3 separate regions of the Mus musculus genome follow, and regions 2 and 3 are each linked to region 1. The links are chromatin loops, found by intact Hi-C in ENCODE. Cell type or tissue: left cerebral cortex. All regions are shown on one strand. Links, peaks and the distances in the headings refer to the core of each region. The heading gives the core; the rest is flanking DNA. Region 1 holds the start of 4930525C09Rik (RIKEN cDNA 4930525C09 gene). Region 2 overlaps Gm10754 (predicted gene 10754). Region 3 overlaps Gm10754 (predicted gene 10754).

The links. Peaks named below come from ENCODE experiments on the same cell type or tissue, not always from the same donor. Only the 100,000 strongest peaks of a DNase experiment are listed, where the experiment ranks them.
Region 2: a loop joins it to region 1, with 12 times the contacts of the local background. A loop is called at or near these places in 2 of 42 quality-filtered maps.
Region 3: it touches region 1 in a loop (4-fold over the local background); 2 of 42 quality-filtered maps call a loop at or near these places.

Annotation. Positions count from the first base shown.
Region 1 is chr10:97,714,586-97,720,996 of GRCm38, reverse strand. All of the region lies in intron 4 of Gm10754 (predicted gene 10754), which reads left to right. It overlaps 4930525C09Rik (RIKEN cDNA 4930525C09 gene), which reads right to left and starts at 6,225. Exons shown (of 3, transcript NR_130993.1): 1 at 6,142-6,225; 2 at 4,480-4,733. In left cerebral cortex, for the core only: no CTCF peak of the experiment used is centred there; DNase peaks (open chromatin) are centred at 2,773 and 3,591; H3K27ac peaks cover 1,281 bases.
Region 2 is chr10:97,764,666-97,771,076 of GRCm38, reverse strand. All of the region lies in intron 3 of Gm10754 (predicted gene 10754), which reads left to right. Among named protein-coding and RNA genes, the nearest start is that of Gm25658, 23 kb to the right of the region's middle. In left cerebral cortex, for the core only: a CTCF peak has its summit at 2,543; a DNase peak (open chromatin) is centred at 2,713; H3K27ac peaks cover 1,863 bases.
Region 3 is chr10:97,936,989-97,943,399 of GRCm38, reverse strand. All of the region lies in intron 1 of Gm10754 (predicted gene 10754), which reads left to right. Among named protein-coding and RNA genes, the nearest start is that of Gm10754, 27 kb to the left of the region's middle. In left cerebral cortex, for the core only: no CTCF peak of the experiment used is centred there; a DNase peak (open chromatin) is centred at 2,849; H3K27ac peaks cover 1,409 bases.

The sequences.
Region 1 (6,411 bases), core at 2,440-4,939:
AATAATCTTGCTTCCATATTTGGCAATAATCAAGTCTTTGCTGAAGTATTTATGAAAGTTGTGGAGAATTTGGATTCCATTCAAGGAAGAGCAATAAAATGAAAATGAGAATACAGAAAGATGAAAGGGACTCTGGGACTCTGCCGGGGTCAGAGGGCACCAAAGAGGACCATGGATTAAAAGTTGTCACAGATCTCAGCCCAATACTTGGCACAAGACTCAATAAAACATCACTTGATTAATTAAAGTACTTAAATTAATGCCTAAAGGCCAGAGACTAATAGTCATACATTATTAGTTCACTGGCCAAAGCTGCATGAAATAAATTAAAGTTCTAGAAATACATTTGGGGTAATTTAAAAGAGTCTTCTGGCTCTTGCAAATGATAAAATACTATAACAAACTTCAGCAATAGAACATGAATTGCATCCATTCTTATTGGAGACAGTTAGAAAAGATGATTCTTTGAGCTGCATGAGTGCAGCCTACCCAGGGATATCTGGGATGCTTGTCCTTCTGGACTTCTTACCCAGATTTTCAATGCTTATTGATTGAGACATCAGCTACTGTTTTGTTTAAACAGTTTAAACTGTGCACATCATAATCATTTTTATATTTCTAACTTTTGCCTCCACACAGAAACAAGTGTGTCCACTTGACATGTTTTATGGGATTTTTGCCTGATGGAGATTTAAACTGAGATACAAAAAAAAATAGATATAGATTGATTCCATTTCTTGAACAAACAGTAGCACTAACAAGTTCCTAGAACCAATTTTTAACCTGAATTCTGAGGATGGTGTTTTTAAATGTTTTATAACATATCCCTCTTTTATTCTTTATTGGCATTTTTTTTTCACAGATGCACACCGTTGCTGCTCATTGGAACTTACAGGAAGTAAGAGAAAAAAATGGGGATTCAGGAACATTTCTTCTTATTCACAGATTTTAAATTAGTCTACTGCATTTATCTAGATAGCTGATTTTTTTTTTCAAAAGCTATTGATTTTCATGCCTATTGAATGCCATGTTCTTCCATGGTGCTGGGGCCCAGTTGGCTTTCATGGGGAGTAAATAAGATTTGCTTACAAGAAGCCTGTTTTGAAATGCTCTTAGAAAAAGATTATGGGGAGATTATATATGTACTGAATCGAGTCAGTAGCAGATGAGAAAAATCCCATCCGCCTGTGTCTGAATGTGAATATCCAAGGTGTGCAGGGCTTCTTCAGAGTTGTAGCAGACTGGGGCAGCATTACCTGATACACAGGAATGGTAACTAACTTGATGAGACAGATAACCCATATGTGGAAGAGATTCAACTGTGGGCCACAGCTCAAATGCAGTGATGCACACCAATGTGTAAATACCTACCCTCGTGCTTACTTAATGCTGAAGAAATAGAAGCTGTTAAAATTTACCTCTTTACAATAATAGGTAGTAACAAGAATAAGGAGAAAACAGAGGGGAGAGAGAGAGAGAGAGAGAGAGAGAGAGAGAGAGAGAGAGAGAGAGAGAGAGAGAGAGAGAGAGAGGATCCAAGCATAATGGCTGGATGTGGAACAATTTATGCAAAGATTCACTGAGAAGGAGGCTTTTACCCAAGCATCTGAAATAGCTGAGATGATGATCCAATGATGATCCAGGTAATTTTACTGTGAAGAAAATAGATTCACCCCCAAAATTCTGAAAAACACTCATGGAATGTCGGAGGCATTGCAGAGAATCAGGGCAGGGAGCTGGGCAGTGTGGCTAGATCATAGCCTGCAAAGGACAAAATGACAAGACAGAGAAGCCAAAGACATGCTAACAGCTAGGAAGCCAGACGCTCCATGGGATCTATAACACATTAAGCAGTTTGACATTTATTCTCAATGAGTTAGAAAAGTATTTGAGACTTTTGGGGGAGAGGTGTGAATTAGCTGGCAAATGTCCCAGGTTCCTCGTCTGTGTTAAGAACAGGCTCTAAGGAGACCAAAGGCAAAAATAGGATAAGAGTTAAATTACCAAAACAGTCCAGGCAATAACCGGTGCCATTCAGGTAGAGTGGTTACACCCTGGGTCCACTGGAAAGCAGAATCAATGGAACTTGCTGGCAAGCCATATCAATTTACTTTTATATATGTAATGTACTATAACAATGTAATCAGAGCATTAAGTTTCTCAGAGTCTTAGTATAATTTGTTCAATTTAAGAACACTATCTACATTGTACTGAACAGGCTGTGAAGGATAAATGAGAAGTGTGAATGGGGTGCAGACATCAGGATGCCAAGCAAACAGTGCTTGGCTCCAATAAGATGCCTTCAACCTTTATCAGTATGTTTTTGACTCCTTTGTATGTTTTGTGTGAAAGCACATATTCACTCTTACCAGTATGTCTACCTTGTAGCCTATAGGCTGAATATATCTCAGAATATCTACAAACACACTCAACACATTGGTTGAAGACAACGTTCTGTCAAAAGGTATCCCTGCAAGTCAAATGCAAACATGGCAAATGAAATTAAATTTTTTGTTGTTTTAAATAGGAAAGTACAGAATCTTTAATTAATTGCAAGGTCTATTGAAAGTTAATGCAGAGCCCTCGAATTTATTTCTAATGTGATGTTTCTTCAACTTCAGAATGAAGGTTCTAACTGGTTGACTTTTGAATCCTTCCAGATATAAGCACTGAAACTTACCAGGGTGGGTTTTGAAAATGTGCTCTCTGAATTTTAAAGGTTTCCTTTAAAGAAACATATGCTCTCCCAGCTGTCTATGTCTAATAAAGCAACCACTGACAGAAGGGAGTAAAAAGAAATGGAATGTAGCATTTCAGAGGTGCCCCACACACACTGAGGACTTGGCCATATGAATGCAGTTGATGATGGTTAACAGGAAAATGGGAATCATGGGAAAATGAGAGCCCCTACCGATGTGTGCAGGATTCCTGACTTCTAGGTGCAAAACTATTTACAACACATAAGTAGGAAGCCAGAAAAATCATGGGTTATTAAAGTAAAACAAACAGTGAGTTGTTTCAGTTATGGATAAAGTATTGGTAAGAAGTTGTTGTGAGAATTTGCAGTGTTGGGGGTCTCTGTTACAGTGTCTGTGTGTTATGTAGGGTGGTGGGCGCATGAGTATCACCTGTGCAAGAAAAAAGTCGAATGTATTACAACAGTTTATACTGTTTTCACCTGAATATTTTAGGTAAATTCAGAGTGGTCCAAAGTTTTAAAAGAAGGAAAAAGCATTAAACCGACTAATAACTAACATAGTTTCAAATTGGTTTGGTAAAGTAAATAAAACATTTTTTTTCACATAACACCTGGCATTTATTAATCATACGATTTACCTTTCAAGGGCAGTTTGGTTTTAGACCACAGATAATTCCAATCTTACTTTACCATAAATATGACAACGTTAACAGGACTACTGGGACCCCTAAAATGGAATATAGATTCTTCCACCTAGTCTTGTCTTTCTAGACACTCTTCCCTAAATCAGGCAATGTTGGAACAAGAATATTAAAATTCCAGAAAACTTTACTAAATGTTCCCTTCACAATCCTCTGCAGAGTTGGTTTAAAATACAGTTTCCTTTGCCATATGTGAACCCTCCCACCTTCTGGGTAGGACCCAGAAATCTCACTTTCAGATCTTTGAATTCTAATTTTTTTTACAAAGAAAATTCAAAAGCCATGGGAGATAACATAACTGAACATAGGAGATAACATAAACAAATAATTCAAATTGTTTTCTTTTGCTTTGCTTGCATGCAAATTATGTGGACTTACATTCATATCACTGGGTCATATTTTGAAGATCATGTTTTTAAAAAAACCTAGATGAAATACATAAAGTTTTGAATCACTATTTTTATTTGACCCAGCATTTGTAATTTTTTTCTGGAGTGTTTTAAGACACAGGAAAGTATTTACAAAAAAGCTGTTTCAATGATATAACATGAAGTTCAGACCTGGTACTTGTAACAGTGAAGGAAAAGAGCAGACAGCATAAAAAACCAAAGGAAAGGGTATGAGAATTTCCGTAAAATCAAAGAAAAGGTTTAGTGAGGCAACATTACCCATTTGGAAATGGAAGTGTCTCTGTGTGTGTGTGTGTGTGTGTGTGTGAGAGAGAGAGAGAGAGAGAGAGAGAGAGAGAGAGAGAGAGAGAGAGAGAAGAGGAGAGGAGAGGAGAGGAGAGGAGAGGAGAGGAGAGGAGAGGAGAGGAGAGGAGAGGAGAGGAGAGGAGACAGACAGAGAGAGACACAGCAACACAGAGATAAGAGTTTGTGTGTGTGTGTGTGTGTGTGTGTGTGTGTGTGTGTGTGTGTACATATCAATGTATGTGTTTAAGAATTTTGGGTCACAATAATACTATTAGAAACAGAAGAAACAACTACAAGACTCTAAAGCTGTGATGTATATGAAACCAGGTATGATCTATGGCAACTTAATTTTCAAAAGGAATAAAAATGTTGAGGCATTTCTCACCTGTTCCCAGAGTCTGTGTCGTTGACTCTGTGCCATCTCAGCCCCAGCACCCAAGGGCACGTGGCGTCAGGTAGCAAGTAGTCCAGAGCACAGGCAACAGGTAGAGCCCGCTAGAGGACAGTTATGCTAGCTTCCTGTTTACAAGCATAACAGAGTATCGATAACGATGTCATGCATTGGTGCTTGTCCATGGGATGGGTTTCAAGTTGAGCTGGTTACTGGTTGGCCGTTTGTCAGTTCCTGTTGCGGAATTTCTTTTAGATAGGACAAATTTTGGGTCAAAGTTTTGTGTGTTGGTTGGGTTATCCCTCCACTGGAGATTCTACCTGGCTACAGGAGGGGGTGGGGCTTTTCAGGTTCCATGGCCACACTGTTGGCATCATGCATGAGGGTAGGGATTGGGGGGATCTTTAGGAAGTCCCAGAGATGTTAGATGGGGGAGGCTGTCAGGAATCAACAAAATTATCTTTTCGGTTGGGAGGCCACCACAACCTGTGGTGAACTGTACTAAAAGGTCACAAAATTAGGAAAGTTGAGAACCATGGATATAAAGGATCCTTGTTCCAGGAAGGCTCAGTATATGATCACAGAATTATTGATTAGAGTTAAAGATCAATGGGCTAGCAACACAAGGACCCAGTATGGAATACAGCTTATTCACATAAGGGTTAGCATCAGGCTATGGGGGTGGGGGGTGGGGGGTATTGTTCTCATGAGCATAACAGCACATACTGCATACTTGGGAATCTTCCAAGGCTGGCAAGGTTTTCAGAGGAGCATATTATCAAGGAATACAGAGAGCTGGGCAGAGCAGAGGGTGTGAGTGCCAGGGAAGCATCTTGAAAGGGGCCGGCCTGGCTTATAACTATTCTCAGTCCCCTTAAACTTGTCCTCCCTAAACACAGCCTCATTGTTCTCATAAACTGGACTCTGAACCTGCGGCTTCATGCTCTGAGAACCTTCTCTTGAAATGCCTGACAATCTTATCTTTTAATTTGTGTTGAAGGTATCCTCTGGTAAAGCCCTGGAGAATGGCCTAGGACATAGAAGCTTGCCCCGTCCTGTGCCTTCTTACCTCCACTTCCATGAGCCACTGCCTCCTCCACCCCTGAACAAAGGCTATTCCAACTTTCACTACATGCCTGGACATAAACTCACTCTCTCTGTCTCTCTCTCTCTCTCTCTCTCTCTGTCTCTCTGTCTCTGTCTCTCTCTCTCTCTCTCTCTCTCTCTCTCTCTCTCTCTCTCTGTGTCTGTGTGTGTGTGTGTGTCTGTGTGTGTGTGTGTGTGTGTGTCTGTGTGTGTGTTTCCCTCTCTTTATGAGTGTGTGAGGTGAGGATAACTGGAGTTGTGGGCCAAACAAGGGCATCTGTGAGAACTTTGCATTTGCCTGCCTGTGTTCATTCATATAACACAGCATTCACTGTTAAAATCCATGTGTGTCTGTGAGTGTGTGTGTCTCTGTGTATGTGTGTTTGTGCACATGTGTGTGTATATGTGTGTGTGCATATGTGGTGTGTGTGTCTGTGTGTATATTAATTTAAGAGATAAATCACAGAAGAAATAAAAAGCTTTCTCCCCTGTTCCTTTACATAGAACATTAGAGCTTTGTGCTGTCCCTCACAGATCCTGGGTCTGGACCCTGATATGAAGGATTCATACCTCACAGAGAAGAGCTAGAAACGGTGGTGCCAGTGAGCAGTGAGGCGGCACATCAGGGAGATAGGGAGAATGGATGGCTACCTTGAGGTTGCAGGGGCTGAGGGACTTTACATTCTGAGCAGTTGCCAAGGTAGCCTTTGTGAGAGACCGGGAGGGTGTCCCATCAAGGTTCCAAATGGAACCAGACCAAAGTTTTCATGATTGCCCTGAACATGACAATGATAACCCTCTTTCCTGACGAAGGCCCCTGCTGAGGGTACCAGACAGAAA
Region 2 (6,411 bases), core at 1,484-3,983, 51 kb before region 1:
TTGGGAACCCTGTGCTTGGTCTGATGGATAACTGTGAGCATCCACTTCTGTATTTGTCAGGCCCTGGCAGATCCTCTCAGGAGACAGTTTTTCATGCTCCTGTCAGCAAGCTCTTGCTAGCATCTGCAATAGTGTCTGGGTTTGGTGGTTCTTTGTGGGATGGATCCCCAGGTGGGGCAGTCTCTGGTTGGTCATTCTGTCAGTCTCTGCTCCAAATGTTGTCTCTGTAACTCCTTCCATGGGTACTTTGTTCCCCCTTCTAAGAAGCATTGAAGTATCACACTTTGGTCTTCCTTCTTCTTGAGATTCACAGGTTTTGCAAATTGTATCTTGGATATTTCAAGCTTCTGGGCTAATATCCACTCATCAGTGAGTGTATATCATGTGTGTTCTTTTGTGATTGGGCTACCTCAATTAGGATGATATCCTTCGGATCCATCCATTTGTCTAAGAATTTAATAAATTCATTATTTTTAATAGCTGTGTAGTTCTCCACTGTGTAAAATTTACCACACATTCTGTGTCCATTCCTCTGTTGAGGAATCTCAGTGCTTTCCAGCTTCTGGCTATTATAAATAAGGCTGCTACGAACATAGTGGAGCGTGTGTCCTTGGCTTTTGTAGTAGGATCTGATGATTTTTGGATTTCCTAAGTTTCTGTTGTTATGTCTTCCATTTCATTTCTGATTTGTTAATTAGGTTACTGTCCTTGTGCCCTCTACTTAGTGTGGCAAAAGGATTATCTATCTTGTTTTTCTCAAGGAACCAGCTCCTGGTTTGGTTGATTTATTGTATTGTTCTTATATATTCTTTTTGTTTCCACTTGGTTGATTTTAGCCCTGAGTTTGATTAATTCCTGCCATCTACTCCTCTTGGGTAAATTTGCTTCCTTTTGTTCTAGAACTTTTAGGTGTGCTGCTAGTAGTGTCTGCTCTCTCCAGTTTCTTTCTGGAGGCACTCAGAACTATACATTTTCCTCTTAGGACTGCCTTCATTGTGTCCCATAATTTTGGGTATGTTGTTGCTTCATTTTCATTAAACTCTTTAAACTCTCTTAAAGCCTTTAACTTCTTTCTTTTCTTTCTTTCTTTCTTTCTTTCTTTCTTTCTTTCTCTCTTATTTGAGCAAGATATCATTAAGAAGAGTGTTGTTCAGCTTCCAGCTTCCATGTGTATGTGGACTTTCTATTATTTATGTTGTTATTAAAGATCAGCCTTAGTACATGGTGATATGATAGGATGCACGGGATTATTCTTTATTGTTTCTACTTCCATTTTTAGATCCTGGATGTTTTTGTTCAAGCTCTCTTCTAACAAGACCAGTGTACAGAGAGCTGTGGAACATCCCCACATCCTGGCTGCAGATGTAGGCCTGTAGGACCCTGTGTCAGCTGCTTTGCTGCTTCTATAGCCTGTGCTCCCCTGAGTAACATAACAACATTCTAAGTTGACCTTATGGCTGCTACTACCCTTCATTTGACAAACCGTTCTTTAAAGAGAATTAAGACTATCATAGAAAGAAAGAAAACACACACACACACACACACACACACCAGAATACAATTTAGAGATCAACAGATTCCAGGAAGCCAAGCCCCAGTAAATACATCTACAAAACTGCACTTGCATCTATGGCTCAGAGAGCAACACAGCAGAGGATAGAAAGATTGTTAAGAGTCTGATGAGAATCCCAAGGAGTCTGATATGAAACAGTCTTTCCAGAAATGGCTATATAAACAAGACTGCAACAATACTGATATCAATGGTCATATTAACATGAAAGGAGGAGGATGCTGTGGTACAATAGATTTAGATAAACAAATCAATGACCACAGGAATAAAAGAAAATTAACTGTCGCATGGATAAAGCCCTTATTAGTATGCTGTACAGAATGGTCAGTCTTGAAACCATATACATGCCAACAACAAAGATGGGTATCAGCAGGGTGTTTTATGTATATTTGTGTATAGTATACACTGAATATACATACAGATTGTGTGTGTAAGTGTGTGTAGTGATAATAATTAAAGAAACAGCAACCATTAACTTGAGAATGAGGAATGGAGGAGGTTCAAGGGAGACTAACTGGGAGAGGTTGGAGAAAGGAAAATAGGGAGGAAGTGATGCAAATCTATCAGTTGAAACATTAAAAGGAAACAAAGATTAAGAATGTGATTCCTTTCTGCACTCCTTTTTACGTTGAGAATATTTTTCTTATTTAGCTTCACACATCAAGTTCCATTAGAGCGACTGTTGCTTGAGATAATTTTTATAACTATACAGGAACATAATGAGGCTTTGAGTGGATAATTCATATAATGAAATAACAATCTCGGTAGAATAAGATGCTATGGTTAAAAAGTGAAAACTTTCAATATAATAAAAAATGCAGACACAATGCAAAATATCATTTTAAATAGTAAAGCAGTCAATACTGATAAATGCATACATGCAAAGCAGACCCTAATGTTTACTCCTTTCTCCTACCATATCCACCATTTACTGAGACAGCTGAGCTCCACTGGCCCCCTAGCGGTGATGGTCCAGATTATAGATTCCTGCTCTCTGAGGGTATAAAAAGGAATTTTATTTCAGAAGCACTAAAGTGAAACATTTTCCTGTAAATGCCAAACTCCAGAAATATATTTTTAAATCTCCGTGTGGGAAGCAAGTAGAATTTTCCTCAGCCAATGTGGGGTTTCTTCTTGTACCCCTCAATAAAAGATATGTCAAGGGAAGATGACAAATTGGGATCGCACATGGTACATCATAATAACTCAGTACTTTTGCCACGTTGGATTTTGCAAAAGGTTGCAGATGACTCATAGCATGAAGTTCTGCAAGCCTTGCTATGTAGCTTGCTACTGCACCTTAATTTTGGTTGGAGCCCCCTCTTCAACAAACCCTTTTTCCTGGAGCTCTGGTGTCTTTTTCAAAGGGGCTGCCTAGTTATCTCAATGGTACAGAGATATCCTGAATTCAATGAAGTTTCACACTAAAGTGTGTTTATATGTCCCTTTAACATTACCTCTGCTTAGCAAGCTTGTTTTTTTCCCCTTTGATAGTGAGGAAACCCTCCTAGACCCAACATAAAGTGCAATTATAAAGAAAAAATACATTCCACAGAGCCTACTGTTTATCAGTTTTAACTCACAGAAACCAGTGTTTTCCAAAGAAGATGTCTTAAGAAAGAAGACATCACAAGGGATGGACTCTCTGGTAGCTCTCTGGTGCTAATGTGTATCTTGAGCTAATTTTCATGAGCTGGTGCCCAATCATCCCCTAATGAATCATGACCATTCATTAAGAATTTTAAGCTATTGTTTTAAAAACAATACTAAAATCTAAATAATTTATTCTCTAAAAGAGCAACCGATGATATTATGCTAATGGAAAATAATATTTAATCAATTAGATATGTAACTAAATGATTACACGGGAGACCTGAATACTCTCTGGTAGAAGATGAATGGGAAAGGAGAGAGTGAGCATGCATCTCCTCTGATGCACTGTCTCCTAACCAGGGCATCGTTGGCTCACAACGAAGAGTGTATGTAAAGGAGGAAGTGGGGGAGAGGGAAGAGGGGGAAAAGAAGGGAGAGAGGGTATAGACAGACGAAAGGAAGGTGTTGACTTTTCTGGCTTTTATCTTGCATTTTCATATACAATATTACCCTTAAGTAAAGAATATTTCTTTCCATTAATTTAGAGATACTAAAGTATATATTTTCCCTTTTCCTTTTATTTTTTATGAAGAAGCATATAGATTGATTGCCAACATTAAAGATCCACAGAGTTGTAAAGCTCAAATACCCTACCATGTAATTATTGTGAACACATTTCTGATATTGTGTAAATGCACTGAAAAGCTGTGATAATTATTATGTATCATTATAAAACTAAATGTCATTTGACACTTGTAGATGAACTAGTCTCACTGTATGGTCATAGTGACAGAGGATTGGTTTTTACATTTCATTTAGTCTGTTTTTCAGGTACTTGTCTGTGCAAACTCAAATGTTTAGGTATGTGATGAAAGTTCTGGTTTTATAATATTTATGGTCTCTTGACCTCAGAAAATTTAAGGAATATATAACGTGCACATGCATGCAACAAATAAAAATCACAAATGCATATATATGTTATTTACATACATAGGCATATCCAAACAGCCATACGTAATTTAAGTTCACAGTACTTTAGATATCTAATATTTTCCCCAGTACTTATATAATCTAGAAATATTACTCACTTTGAAAAAAGAGAAATGAAAAATACAAACTATATTATATTAAAAAGCGAACTAAGAGCTCTTTAAAATGTTTCTCTTTTACAATGTAATATAACTATGCTATAAAAATTATATTAGCACTCTAAATACTTACTAAAATCATCAATGTCAACTATCTATGTATCTATTCAGGGCTACGATTAAACACAATCTTTTTTTTTTTTTTTTTTTTTTTTTTACTTTTTTTGTCTTAGAAATCTTTTTTATTGGATATTTTATGAATTTACATTTCAAGTGTTCTCTCTTTCCAGGTTTCCCCTCCAGAATTCAGTCTCTCCCATCCTTCTCCCCCTGCTTGTATGAGGATGCTCCCCTTTCTATCCACGCACTCCCAGCTCACTGCCCTAGCATTCCCCTACAGTGGGGAATCTAGCCTTCACAGGACCAAGGGCTTCTCCTCCTATTGATGCCAGACAATGCCATCCTCTTCTACATATGCAGCTGGAGCCATGTCTCCCTCCATGTGGACTCTTTGGTTGGGTATAGATCCTGGAAGCTCTAGGGAGTCTGGTTGGTTGATATTGTTATTCTTCCTATGGGGTTGCAAATCCCTTCAGCCCCTTCCGTCCTTTCTCTAACTCCACCATTGGGGAGCCAGGTCCAATGGTTGGGTACATGCATTCACCTCTGTATTTGTCAGGGTCTGGCATAGCCTCTCAGGAGACAGCTACATCAGGCTCCTGTCAGCACGCACTGCTTGGCATCTGCAATAGTGTCTGGGTTTGGTGTTTGTAAATGGGATGGACCCCCAGGTGGGGCAGTTTCTGCATATTTCCTTTAGACAGGAGCTCTTTTGGGGTAAGAATTTGGAGATGAGAGGGTGCTCCCACCCCCCAACCATGGGCATTGCCTAACCTCTGGGTATGGTCTTTTCAGGTTCACCCCTCCTTTTGCTAGGCATTTCAGCTAGTCTCATCTCTGTTGGGTCCTGGGAGCCTTTTGCTTTCCTGCCATCTGTGACTTGCTGATGGCTACACCCAGTTCCCCATCCCCCATTGCTACACATATCTGTTCAAATTCTTGACCCTCTGTATATCATCCCCATCTCCTCTCATACTCAATCTTGCCCCCTTGTCCCCCTTGCCCCCTCCCCCTCCTCTTTTACTTCCAAGTCCGTCCCACCCTTTGCCTCCCATGAGTATTTTCTTGCCCCTTCTTAGGAGGACTGAAGCATCCATATTTTGATCTTCCTTCTTCTTGAGCTTCATATTCTGTGAGTTTTATCTTGGGTATTCAGAGCTTTTGGGCTAATATACACTTGTCAGTGAGTGTATACTATGTATGTTCTTTTGTGACTGAGTTCCCTCACTTAGGATATTTTTCTAGTTCCATACATTTGCCTAAGGATTTCATGAAGTTATTGTTTTTAATAGCTAAGTAATACTCCATTGTGTAAATGTACCACATTTTCTGTATTCATTCCTCTGTTGAAGAACATCTGGGTTCTTTCCACCTTCTGACTATTATAAATAAGGCTGCTATGAACATAGTGGAGCATATGTCCTAATTATATGGAGCATCTTCTGGGTAAATGCTTAGTAGGGGTATAGCTGGGTCCTCAGGTAGTAGTATGTCCAATTTTCTGAGGAACCGACAGACTGATTTCCAGAGGGCTTGTACCAGCTTGTAATCCCACCAGCAATGGAGGGGTGTTCTTCTTTCTCCACATCTTTACCAGCATCTGCTGTCATCTGAGTTTTTGATTTTAGCAATTCTGACTGGTGCGAGGTGGAATCTCAGGGTTGTTTTCATTTGCATTTCCCTGATAACTAAGAATGTTAAACATTTCTTTAGGTGCTTCTTGGCCATTTGATATTCCTCAGTTGGGAATTCTTTGTTTAGCTCTTTACCCACTTTTAATAGGGTTATTTAGTTCTCTGGGGTCTAACTTGAGTTCTTTGTATATATTGGATATTAGCCCTCTATGGGATGTACCATTGATGAAGGTCTTGGTGAAGGTCTTTTCCCAATGGATACATCATGGAAACAGAAATTAAGAGAGACACAGTGAAACTAACAGAAGCTATGAACCAAATGGATTTAACATACATACATATATATGTATATATCTAATATATGTGTGTGTGTGTGTGTGTGTGTGTGTGTGTGTGTGAGAGAGAG
Region 3 (6,411 bases), core at 1,452-3,951, 220 kb before region 1:
AGTAATGTTCAACACTTTAGAAACTGTTTATTTATTAACATTTATCTTCTTTCAAGGACTTTATTTGAAGTGTGAATTTTGAAAGAGCTAGAAGAAAGAACTATGAAGTATACTAGTTAAGTCTTTTGTAAATAAGGTGGTGATTAGGTAGTAAATAAGGCCACATAGGACCCCAGGAAATTATAAAGCAAAAGAAATAATCTTATAGGGAGACTGGAGAAAACTTATTAGATAATTAATATCAAAATCATATAAAGATCACAAGAAGCAAGACATCAAGAAAACAAGCAGTCCAATAAGATGCTCTGTGATTTATTTAAACATTCAATCTTATTATAGAAAAGACATTTTTCTCATTTATTGGTATATTGGCCTCAACGCACATGTTCTTAACTCTGTTCTTAAGACTGTATGTTAATCATTCTAATTTTTGTTATACCATTATTGTAATAGACAGTAATGTAATACACATTCATATAAACAATGAAAATTTACATTGATATTTAAGAACTAACTATACCTTTACTTCCCAATTTAGAAAATTAACCGTTGAGAAAGCTGGTGGTACTACTAAATTGGAAACAAACATTCCAGTATTTAATTTTATGTTTTTAATATTTAGAAAACATCTTCTGTGTTAACGAGGAATAAAAGCATTAAGAATAATAGTGAACATTTTATTCCCAGTAAAGGAAGCAATTTAGCAGTAAAATAAGTCACCTCACTGAAATGACTCACCAGTATCTTAAGTCATACACTTCTCTGTATCTCCAGCATCTTTTTTGCTGCTACTACAAGCAAAATATTTGGTATCTCTCCTGCTATGTATCTCCAGCATTTCTTGGACCTCACCTAAACCCACAAACTTGGAATTTTTCTATCCTCTCACTGGCTCTTCAAATCTCCATCCTCAATATTTGTGATTATTACATTATTCTGTTTCTATGGTGATCATTATCATTTACTCTTTCCTGCTAGACAGACTTAACACTCTTCTGGTTTGTCAAAAGCTTGTAATAAATATTGTTATAAAGACTTATCCAGTCACCATATCTACAACTGCACCTACATAGATAAGCATATGTAGAAATAAATGCATTGCTCTCCCTGTGTTATCACCCTTCCTCTCCAGCCTCCCACAAATGTCCATGCAACTTCTCTCCTGCTTAAAGACTTTTGTCTTTCCTGTCCCCTTGCTCCAGAGTCACCCTCTTTAGTTTACATATGACTCACTGCACCACATTCTGCCTGTCAGTTCAAATATCACTCCTGCAGAGTCCCTTCCTGACTATGGAACACAATATGCATATTCTATTTTAAATTCATACTTTTGTGTCCTATAGTTATTTTCTTTTTAAACATCCTATTCTTTTATTTTAAAAAATATAAAAGAGTTCTGTAGGAAATAAATTATATTGAGATGATGATCAATGACATTTAAAAGTATTGTAATGTACCTGCTTTTTGTTATTAATCCATTTAACCACAACATTTGGAACTAAATACAACAATTACTGGAATTGTGCAATAAGGATGAGAATAAGTGGTAACTTTTAACATCTCTAACAGCAATACTAAAATACAAAATTATCTGTGATTTATTTGCAAAAATAGACAAGTACTGCTGGTAGTATTGAAGTTTACTTATAATAAAAATTATGACATTTAAGAGATTTTTATAAAAAATAGATTTTTTTCTCATATAAGTTAGCAAAACACAAATGTTGTCATGGACTGCTTAAGTGTCTATGACTCTGTCTTATGAAGTAGAATGTCTTCAGATCCTCACTTTCTACATATTAATTTCTTTTTAATATGTTAAGGATTTGTTGTTATAAATCTGACATGTACGAAGGGGACATTACTGTACTTTTAAATGCCATCTCCCTCAGTTCCTCAATGCTTGAATACCAGGACAGAAGCCATGAAGTTAAACAGCCGATTTAGCAGAGGAAGTATGTATATAAATACAAGATCAAGATGAAAAACTATCTTTGTGTAGTTGAACTATGTAAGTCCTTAAAAGAATTGAAAATTGAATTTCTCCACAATAAAAATCCAACATGTGTGCCTTTCCCCACCACAGCTACACAGCATGTTTTCTGTGGACCACCAATTTTTAATACAGAAAAAGAATGAAAAAATAACATAAAACAAAAATCAAAATATAAAACAAAAACCAAAAATAAAATAAAACAAAAACACTGATTTGTATTTGTTTCCTCATGGTTTTATTCTTTACCTGCCTCTTTTTCAAAGGATTATTGAAATAGCAGGTGCCAAATATTGTTTGCTGAATTAATAAATGACTGAAATTACCAGAAAATTAAATTTTTTCAGAGTATGACTTTGTGTATGTGATATCTCTATCTCTATCATCTCTATCTCTCTCTATCTCTAAATGAACAATGACATATTGCTGAGTAAAAAGAAAAGATTTTTCTTTGCTGCTGGCTCATAAGACAGCCACACAAAAATCTGTAACATGAAGCCCTAGCCCTAAAATCAAGGTATTGGAACTGTCGTTAGATATGAAGAGGTAATCCATTATGTGTGTGTAAAACACCATCAGAAATCCTCTTTCCATCATCTGTATTTACAAACATACATGTAGCATACTGGGCCTAGCCTTGAGTAGGAAAAACAAACTTCTGTTTTTGTAGAGATTTTTCCCCCAGGAAAATCTCATCTATTTATATATGAGTATCTAGGGTTCTCTAAGTGAACCTTCAAATCTTCCTGCAGGTAGGTGGAAACTGAAATGTTCAAAATGAAGGGCGGAATTAGGCAAGCAAGTGGGAGGAATGAGTGAGATGCTGTAGGCAGGAGCAAAGTACAGCAGTGGGCTAAGAAGATATTTGTCCTGGATGTGGGTGGGGAGAAGAAGACAGTGAGAAGACAGGAAGAACACTGTGAGCTACTTGGTAAAGAACAGTAGGGAAGGATCACTTAGTGGAAAACCAACACAGCCAAGTGCACAGCTTGAAAGAGCACTGGGCTGTATCTACCACTCAGTGGAAAAACCCACCACTCACAGACACTGGAGCAGGCGTGATGAAAGCGGCTTCCACTGACACCTAGTTCGGCTACCTCATGACATCTGCTGGCATCAGAGCTCTCTATAAAATGGAAGGTTCCTTGAATGTAATCAGAATCTGTGCTATCAAAATCATTTGCTTTTCTCTAGAGTTAAAGAGCTCTGTAGAGTATGAACCAGTGCTGTGCCTGCCAGACTCTAAATTTTCATGGTTTGGGATCCATTCTGCATTTCTAGATCACTGTGTATTATGCAGCTCAGTTTTTACTGAATGAAATGAATCAATGAAGAAGCATGCTCGACAGATAGGTTGTCTAAAGTCTTGAGCGCTGTATTGCTCTAGTGTCAGCGGTTGCTTTAGCCTTACTGTGTGTCAGATTGGAATCTGTTTGCTTTGATTTGTAAGAAGTTTATCATTTTATCATTTTTCTTCTTATATCAGAATTCGGATATTTTGTGCAAGGCTTTTGGTCTACAAATTGTATTTATATTACAGTGATCAAATAAAGTTCAGTTTGCTCAACCTTTAGTAAGAACATAAAAGTTCAATTGAGTTTATGAAAAATGTGGAAACATGAATAGCATTAAGTATACAATGCTTCAGGCATATAAAAAGACCATAAAGGACTGTTAGATTGAAGAAATTCTTACAATGCTTTAATTGTTTTTTGCTAAAGTACATTGCATATGGCCTTTTCCTCACTCTTAAGCACATAGTTATATAAAACATACTTCTTTAATATATCCTTAGGTTTTCAAGAAGTTCATAGATTTTTGACAGGTGTTTTGAGATCATAAAGAGAAAGGTAGACTAAAATAGAGGAAACTGAACAGTAACTCAAACAACTGGTTCTATTTAAATAAAATAACACAGAGAAGAGAAAGAGAAGATGATCCATCACTTGCTAGCTACCTCATCACAGGGTATGCAACAGTCAGTTTCTGGATGTTTATTTTGTGATAAAATAATTATTTTTGAGGCTGCGTTACAAGAAATTTTAAAAAACCAATTTGGTTATTTCACCTAATTTGACACTGGAAGTAAAGATATAATTTATATTTGGGGGGAAATATGCTACTTGTATGATGTTTTTATTTGTAATTCACGTCCTTCCAAAGGAGCTATGTATGTTAATGTACATTATCCAATTAAAGCCAAAGCAATAAGGATTGACGCTGACTGACAGGTCTCCTCAGCAAGAGCATGAGAACACTTGGTTGGAGAACATCAATGGGACAATGTTCCCCAAATGTCCTCACAACTTTAATGCCATTGCCACTGGAAGCCATTCATGGGCAAACATTTTTAATGAATATGTGAATATGCATATAAAAATACAAGATAGAAAAAAGACCAAAGAGGAAAAAGTATCTAAATGTTTACAACTTTACTGCAGACATTAAACTGACCTGATAACCTCTGCAGGATTAAAAGAGGTTGCATTAGTCAAAAGGTTAATTTATTTAAAATGACATATCAAACCAAAGTAATGATTTGTCAGTCTACATTAAAAATATACAAAACTTGTAATACTGCTGTGAGAAAGTTTATGTTAGTATATATAGTATTTCCAAAATGAAAACTGCTTGCCTTCAAGTGTAGCAGAGAAAAAAAATGATCGTAGCTTATTTATAAAATGAGATATCACACGGGGATAAGAATACTGAGAGTTAACAATTTTGAGATCAATTAAGAGACTCACAGGAGAATCATATATAATAGAATAATTCAGAGACAAAAACTGTCAGATGTGATTCCATCCATATGAAGTTTAAAAACAACAACCCAAATAACCCAGTTAAAACTGCAGTACAAAGCTAAACAGAAATTTTCAACAGTGGAATCTCTAGTGGCTGAGAAGCACTTAAAGAAATATTCAATGTCCTTTAGTCATCAAGGAAATGCAAATTTAAAAAATCTCTGAGATTCCACCTAACAGCCATCAAAGATCAAATCTCCGGGAAGAGCACATGCTGGTCAGGATGGGAAGCAATGCAGACTCCTCCATTGCTGCTAGGAGGGCAAACTTGTACAACCATTCTGGAAATCAATCTGGCAGTTTCTCAGAACATTGGAAAGAGTTCTATATCAAGACCCAACTGTACCATTCATGGGGATATACCCAAAAGATTCTTCACCAACCCACAAGGGCACATGTTCAGCTATGTTCATACAGCTTTATTCATAATATCCAGAAATTGGATAAAACCCAGACTTCCCTCAACTGAAGAATGGATAAAGAAAATGTGATTCATTTACACAATGGAATACTACGGTGGCTATTCAAGACAAGCACATGAAATTTGCAAAAATAAATAATACTAGAAAATACCATCCTGAGTGAGGTAACCCAGACCCAAAAGGACATACATGGTATGTTCTCACTTATAAGTAGATATTACCCATACAATATAGGATACTCACACTACAATCCATAGACTCAAAGAAACCAAATAACATGGAGGGTCCAAGGGAAGATGGTTGAATCTTGATTGAAAGGGGAAATAGAATGCATATTGGAGGTGGATGGAGTAAGGGAACTGGGTGAGAGAGGGGATGGGGAGGGAGAAAGGCTTTGAGAATATCAGGTGCAGGGAGAGCATGGTGGGAGGAGAATCATCACTGGGCATGGTAGGGCATCTCTAGGAATTGCCAGAGTTCTGGGCTCAGGTGCTGGGTTTGGAAGGGTTGTTGTTGTTGGAAGGCCCCAGGAAGTCTATAGACTGACTCTATATAAGAATCCTAGCACTAGGGGATATGCAACCTGAAGTGGCCACATCTTGTAGTCGAACAAGTGGAGGGATAACGACAGCAATCCACCAACAAGATCTTTGACCCAGGATGTGTGTTGTCTACAAAATATACAAGGACAAAAATGTACCAGGGACTAAGGGAATGGCCAACAAATAACTGCCTTAAATTAAGACCTATCCCATGGGCAAGAACCAATCATGGACACTATTAATGATACTCTGTTTTGCTTGCAGACAGGATTCTTGCCTGCATAATTGTCCTCTGAGAGACTCCACCTAGTAGCCAATGAAAACAGATGGAGAGAAGTGCAGCCAAACATTAGATGGAGCTTGGGGAGTCTTGTGGAAAAGTTGAAGGAAGGTTTGGGGATAGGGACTCCACAGGAAGACCAAAATAGTCAATTAACCTGGGCCCTTGAGGACCCCAAAGAGTAAACCACCAACCAAAAAGTGATTGTGGGCTGGATCTAGGCCCGCTGCATATATCTACCAGATGTCCAGCTTGTTATTCATGTAGATTACCCAACAACTGGATCAGGGGTTGTAACTCATTCTGTTGCCTGCCTGTAGATCCTGTTACCCTACCTGAGCTGTCTTGTCTGGCTTCAGTGGGAGAGGAT